Regions from separate parts of the Homo sapiens genome. Here region 2 is linked to region 1. Evidence: chromatin contacts called from ENCODE Hi-C or POLR2A ChIA-PET data. All regions are on one chromosome and are shown on one strand. The core of a region is the stretch at or near the end of the contact, and the rest is flanking DNA. Distances in the headings are between cores, read along the strand shown. Region 1 holds the start of LINC02288 (long intergenic non-protein coding RNA 2288). Region 2 has its middle 20 kb from the start of ZDHHC22.

Region 1 (3,592 bases), core at 491-2,990:
TAAAACACGGCCCCCCAAGGGAAGTGCAAAACCCATTTGATGCAAAATATAGATATCTTCACCCTGGATTTTTCCCCCTTTGCTTTACAACTCTGCAGACATCAGGTTAGCAAAAGGTAATAAATAGTCCTTGCACAGCAGGGTCTGGACTAGTGAAAACAGTTTACTGAAATTAATGGGCCTCGTTTGAACCAAAACCTCCACTTTGGAATTAATGCCAGACATAGTTTTCCTGAACTCTATCCAACCGCCTAAGCGGCAGACAATTTTCATTCTATTTGTGCTGGAAAATAAAGCCCAAGCCCTTGATCTCAGTGTAGATTTTCATTAAAAAAAAAAAAAAAGTACAGTGAATACTATGCCAATTTCCACTTTCTGCCCATAGAAGCCCTTGTGCTCTGGGCTGTGCGTGACGGTCAGAAGTTATCTGGTAAACTTTGCATTGAAAAGCATCTCCGAACTCCCTCCCCATCTGTGGCCTCACAGCTTTCACCATGACATCTGAGAGATTCAAGGAAAGCTCCAGAAACAGGCTTAGCTCTCAATAACAACCCTCTTCCCTACAGATCTTAGAAAGGCTGGATCTGAACAACGCTGCCTGCAAGACCTCCATTCCCACCCTAAATAAAGCGCCAAACCATCCAACCGAAACCCACCCCTCCTCCCCTGGTACTCAGGGTGTCTACAGCTCTGAGGCTCCCTTTATTTTTATTTTTATTAATGTATTTTTAAGGCTGAAAGGCACACACACCACACGCATTCACACCCAGTGGTTATGGGGTTTTGGCAGGTACGCGGAGACCCGGTGCCCCAGCTGTCAGTGTCTGATCCCAACCCCTCCTCCTCCTCCCTCCGTTATTTATTAATAAAAGCCTGGTCGTGGGCAGCCGGCGTTCTGGTTTTCATTGTACAGTCTGCACTGGTGACACAGGACATGTGGAAAATTTTGAGAGCACTGCGGTGAATAGTGTGGAGGGGGAGCGTGAGCAGGGGGAGGGGAGGGGAGGGAGGGGAGCGAGTTACTTTTTAGCTTCCGCTAAGTACTTGGCGGCTCGCCAGGCCCGGAGAATTGTGGGAAGCGAAAACCTCCCCAGTATAAACTGCCAGCTTTAAGCAGCCCTGACAGTTCTGCTCCTTCCAAACTTGGCAGCCGTTCAAAGTGCTCTTTCATTTGAAATGCTGGAAGCCTGCCATGTGCAATGCAGATTTGCTGTGCCTGTGCGCAGAAGGAACTGATAAATGCCGTTGCAGTTGCCATGGGGACAGGAGGCTATCAGAATGGCCTTGTGATCCGCAGCCTCTCTGCGCGGCAGGCTCTCGTTCTCCCCCTCCCGCCCCTCCTCCCTCTAGTCAGTGAGATGGTGAAATAAATGTTCTGGAAAAAGGTTAACCCTCCCCGCTCTGGTTCCGAGGGTGAGAGGAGGTTAACCTCTAAGCACTTCCTTGGCCTTAAGTGCCAGCCCGGAGCACAGGTGTCAGCGCCGTCCTTGGGTGGGTCACCATCCTCCCGCTCTCCTCTTTCACACCCCCAGCTTTCTTCCTGCTCCCTGGGGGCTTTCACAAAGCGGTATTTTTAATAGAGGCTTTTCAGCAAGCTCAAGTGTAAGTCTTTGAGTCATCAAAACCCGGATGTAAACACAGCAGCCCTGCATTCTGCACAGTTTGCGTGTATTTTATCTTTTTAATAATATTTAGCTGGCAACTTAAAACTGCAAGGATGCCAGATATTTTAGCCAGCCACTTACATCATGCAGCATCCATCTTGGGGAGAGTGGTGGCGGGTCCTTTCCTTGTTCTCTTGCTCCCTGCCGCCTACCTGAGACCGCAGGAAATCTGGGTCTTTCTGAAGGCATCTTCTTGTGGTGTAGTCCCCTTGGAACCGCGGCCTTTAGAATGAACATGACATCACCTTGGGCAACAACGACAGAGGGTGTGTTCCTGTAGGAGACAAGACACGGGGAGATCCAAGGTGAAACAGATCTATCATTTACGCTGCGCCAATTTCAGGTGTGTGAGGGTGCACAGTCTGGATCATCAGCCCCCCATTTAGCACGAACTGCCGTTTGAAACACAGTCTGATTTAATGTACAGAAACAAAATAGCACATTCAGATTTGGTATATTTTCAGGCCTGTAATGCCAACACTCCGGGTGGCCTGTTTAATGGGGAAAAAATGAAATATTCCACTCCAGCCCAGGCCTATGGAAACCAAAGAGGTTTAGTGATTTATTTACATTGGGGGTAAAAACGGTGAGCAGTATTCCTTCTCGGCTCGCTACTTCCTGAAGGTTTCCTGAACCTAAACATTCGTTAACATCCCAGGAAGGGAACTTATTTTTCCTGTGGCTTTCAATATTTTCTGCTAAATATATTTCGGCACACTGTTTATCTTGGGCTTCAGCTTTCAGACCTTTATGCACTTTTAACACCTTGAGGCTGTTTCACTGAAAAATGGTGTATGTTAATTAAAGAGGACTTTATGTGCTGGGCATTAAGGCAGGGGGGATTTCTGTTTTGATCTGTCTGTATAATGAGGGGCTTCAGGATGAAACACAAGTCAGAGGCCTGTTAGCTTCGTGAAGCCCTTTTGACAAAGCGGGACCTTGAATGTGGGCCCTTGTATTCAAACACTTGAAGACCACAGAATGTTGAACTGAACGAAACATTTCTTCCTAAGTGCATGGTGAACATGGAGGCCAGGAGACGAGAAAGACTGAAAATGCCCCAAGTTCCTGGGGCTTAGCTGCAATTTCTTTGAACTTGACTGTCTCTGGGTGTCTGCTCGTGATTGTCACGGCAGCTCTGGCCAAGGCGATGCACTCTGTCTCGCTGGAATTTCCTGATTCCAAAGTAGCCCCTTCCAAATAAATAATCAACAAACGCCATCTGCTTCACCTTGCCAGCAGGCACAGAGCTGAAGGGTTAGCTAAAACCTACAATTTTTAGGAGCAGTAGGCTCTTGAGACATTTCAAGATAGGTTTCGACTTGGAATTAAACTAGAGTTAGAGGCAGAAATCAGGTGATTCAGAAAGCAACCCCCCCTCCCTCCCGCCAACTTCCCCAGACAGTCCAGGCAGCTGGGTTTTTGGCTCTCACAGCTGCTAAGCTTTGGCAAGCCAAAAGCATATTTCGTGGTGGTGATTCCTTTCCCAGGTTGACGGACATGTTTCTGTACTGAGCACAAGGCATGTTTCCTGACCGTGTGTGAATCAGAGGCTGCATTTTTATCCAGGGCTTCTGGTGACAGTTTTAAGCTGGATGAACAAAGCAGACCCTGACATGTCCCTGTCATCAAGGTCAAGAGATACAGAATCTATCCTAAATGTTCGCCACCTCTAGCCCAGATGTATTATATTTATTTATTTTTGTTTTGTTTTGTTTTTTGAGGCGGTGTCTTCCTCTGTCGCCCAGGCTGGAGTGCAGTGGGGCAGTCTCAGCTCACTGCAACCTCCGCCTCCCGGGTTCAAGCAATTCTCTTGCCTCAGCCTCCCGAGTAGCTGGGATTACAGGCACGTGCTATCATGCCTGGCTACTTTTTTTGTATTTTTAGTAGAGACAGGGTTTTGCCATGTTGGCCGGGCTGGTCTCGAA
Region 2 (3,386 bases), core at 57-2,556, 80 kb after region 1:
CAAAAATTAGCTGGGTGTGGTGGCACACACCTGTAGTCCCAGCTACTCTGGAGGCTGAGGTGGGAGGATCACTTGAGCCCAGGAGGCGGAGGTTGCAGTGAATCAAAATCATGCCACTGCATTCCAGTCTGGGTGACAAAAACCCTGTCTCACAAAAAAGCCAAACGAAAAACAGAACCACTTGGGTTGATTTAACATTATTTTCACTGTCACTAGTCAGAGATGACATAGATGCAGTGATACTTTGTGAGGTCTTTATTCTGGTCCAAGCCTTTTGGGTCAACCTTTCATCTACACCAGAAGAGAGATTAGAGATGAGAAGTCTGCCTGGGTGACACAGCACAATCAGAATCCCTGAGAGAAAGAGGCAGAAGAAAACAACGACTGTGCCCTAGCTCCTGCAGCCTTTACCTCTGCTACGTCAGTTTCCTTTATCAAAAGAGGAGGGGCATAATCCTCGCTATGCACTTGACATCCTGAGATGAAGGTGCAACGCAAAAAAGTGATGTCTCAAAAGTGTTTTAAAACTGCTCTACGGAGCAAGGCAGCCTCGCCGCTCACAGACCCAGTGATGGAATTCAAGTGATGGCATTCAGCCCCTTCAGGGTTGTGACTGCTTGGGATAATTAAGACTGTCTTCTACCAAAATCTCATTTACAGTGAATGAGAGGAGAGAAAATATCAACCCAGGATGGTTACTCTTTGACTGGCTTCCTGGAAGGAGCTGTTCTGTGGGTCCATGTGTGACCATTTTGGTTTTTTCCTCTCAGAATCCTTCCTTTATTTTCTTTCTTTTTACTTTTTTTTTTTTTTTTTTTTGAGACGGAGTTTCACTCATGTTGCCCAGGCTGGAGTGCAATGGTGCAATCTCGGCTCATGGCAACCTCCACCTCCCGGGTTCAAGCGATTCTCCTGCCTCAGCCTCCTGGGTAGCTGTGATTACAGGCATGTGCCACCACGCCCGGCTAATTTTGTATTTTTAGTAGAGATGGGGTTTCTCCATGTTGGTCAGGCTGGTCTCGAACTCCCAACCTCAGGTGATCCGCCCACCTCAGCCTCCCAAAGTGCTGGGATTACAGACATGAGCCACCGTGCCTGGCCCCCCTTTATTCTTAAAACACATGGCTTTCCTATCTCTTTCTAAAGGATGGTTATGCAAGACAGAATTGCTTGAAAGAACAGTCTGTATGGTTCCTGCCTTAAATTACAGCAGCTGGAGGAGATGAGTTGAGCAAAAAAGCAAGAAGGGCCCATAGAATATGAAGATAACCCAGGGAGTGGGAGGAAGCTGTTAGAATATGAAGGAGAATGAAAACCGAAAGTGGGATCCTGCGGCCAGCCCTTGTGAGGGCCCTGGCAGGTGGAGTGATTATTATCCTTCCAGCAAGGCAGTCAGAGTGGCTGGAGAGCATGAGAGTAAAAATAGCTGCCGTTACATTTCCTACAGACTCACTAGATCCCAAAAATTGCAGTGGCCTTGGAAGCATGTTTGTTCATCCTGGTGTCTTTATAACAGAAGAGAGCAAAGGCCTCCATTCTCTGGGGACAGCCCACAAAGCCCCTGCCTGCTGGGTGGACAGATGGGAGCGCTTGGCATGGGGCCTGCCCTTCATTTGAGGGTGAGAGTGAAAAACCAGAAGCCCTGAAAAATCAAGACCTGCCACCACTTGTAGATGGTAAACCACAATAATCATGTCTCTACAGAGAGCTGGGTTGAAATTATCATCTCCACTCAACCCTTGCACAAGTGAGTACATTGCCCAGTCAGGGGAAGAGAAGAAGCCTAAAGAAGTTACACACAAATGGAGCACCACAACCTCAACGAGTCCTGCATTGTCTTCAAAAATGGCAGGAAAACTTGGCCCCAGAAGCCTGGTGGTCCTGCTGGTTAACATTTCATTCTGCTTCCCCTCTGAGCTCCAGCAAGGTTTCTGGGCCTCTCCTCTCATCACTGGGCTGCTCAGGAAATGCAAATGAGTTTCACTTCAGCAAAACACAGAGAAAGGGCAGTGAACCGTCACAACAAACAGCCCCGGATACCCACAGCCCGACAAAACAGTGACAGGCATGGTTTAGACTGTGTGTTTTCAATAATGGTCCCCTGGGCTCTCACAGGCCGAGAGAGTGAACTTCAAGGTGAAAGCCTTTTATTTTTTTGAAAGGATATCCAAGTTGATGCTTGTCTTGGCAAGGTGTATTTAGAAGTATCATGCTTTCCAGCCTGTGCTGATTTTATTCTTGAAGCATTTTATAAACATCAATTGTGCCGTGAAGCTCCTAGCTAGTAAATTACTAACATTGCTGATTGTACTAGTCAGGTTGGGCTGCAGTGACAATGTCACTTCTGCTCAGCCCGTGGCCAAGACTGGCTCCTGGCCCCACCAGTTGCATGGGGATCAGGACATGTGGGACAGTATGCACTGAATGATTTAAAAAAAAAAAAGTCAACATGGCAGAAATATTTAATTCAAGGGAAAAAAAGGTTCTTGGACCCACAGGATCAGAGGTGAGCAGGCACCAGTCAACACAAGGCCACAGGTCAGCCCTGGGGTAGGTCCCACTTTGGGGACCTTTAAAAATCCTCAAAAACATGGTCCTTGTCACTCAGATTTTCACACCTTTCCTCCCAAAATTGTATTCCAAAACCCGAACATTTCTCCTTCTTCTGAAAGTATTAATGATTCCTGCAGCTTACCTGACCAAAGCATTGTCATTATTATTTCAAGGAAACACATTTTCAACACGTTTATGTCCCAGCTGCTGACTGAGCTGTGGATATAAAATGGTGGCTAAAACAGACCTGGTCCCTCCTTCTAGTCTTGTGGGAGGTAGCAATGACAATCAGTTAGTCAATTGCCCCTTTGACAGTTTTGGTCTCTGTAGGTCTTAAACATCCAAAGCTGGGTGCGTAAGCCTAGACAAGGTGATATGTCCTACTCATTTCAAAGATAATGCTTTAATAACCTTTGGGGTTAGCACCCTTTGATTAGGGCAAGAGTCCTTAATATGAAACTATAAGTCCACCCCAACACACCCAAGCACACTAGGAGGGAGTTAGCAGCAGCAGATTATCCCGTTGAGCGACCCACCTTCAGACTTCTGAGCTCACCCACAACAACAGCACCTGCATCTGCTTTCCCCAGCTGCCGCCAGCATAAGCATACACATGACCCCTTGCTTGACTTACCCTAGTCCTGGCTCTGGCTGCAACAAACAGTTGTTGAGGCCCAGGTCTATAGAAAGATACATGTGGTCCCTGGCCTTGGAGCCTAGGCATCTGAGCCAGGAGTCATGACCCACAGGAAAAGTAGTGACGCAAGGTTGTGCCTGGTGCCCAAGGAAAATCACAGACCAGAGCTGCAGGAGCTCCCTGAGACCTTGAGAGG

What was found. Hi-C counts contacts between places; a loop is a spot of excess contacts on that map. ChIA-PET counts read pairs that join two places held with the same protein, here RNA polymerase II (POLR2A). Pooled maps may share reads with other maps.
Region 2: a loop to region 1 is called in a map with no recorded cell type, with 8 times the contacts of the local background. The contact joins the enhancer-like site here to the promoter of LINC02288 in region 1. A Hi-C loop is called at or near these places in 2 of 168 maps with a recorded cell type or tissue (OCI-LY7 and PC-9), 10 of 37 single-sample maps with no recorded cell type and 10 of 50 pooled maps. POLR2A ChIA-PET finds 5 or more read pairs at or near these places in 10 of 52 experiments (A673, B cell, CD4-positive, alpha-beta memory T cell and 7 more).

The regions. Positions count from the first base shown.
Region 1 is chr14:77,039,309-77,042,900 of GRCh38, forward strand. It overlaps LINC02288 (long intergenic non-protein coding RNA 2288), which reads left to right and starts at 1,741. Exons shown (of 4, transcript NR_110554.1): 1 at 1,741-1,969. RefSeq lists a silencer at 914-1,103 and enhancers at 1,213-1,944, 1,220-3,592, 1,354-1,443.
Region 2 is chr14:77,119,610-77,122,995 of GRCh38, forward strand. No RefSeq gene overlaps it. Among named protein-coding and RNA genes, the nearest start is that of ZDHHC22, 20 kb to the right of the region's middle. RefSeq lists enhancers at 1,244-1,443, 1,454-1,513, 1,524-1,753, 2,134-2,313. Within about 2 kb of position 1,307, at least 16 of the 41 ENCODE cell types and tissues checked have a DNase peak (open chromatin) inside an H3K27ac peak, as active enhancers do; they include B cell and OCI-LY7, where a contact is called at or near this core.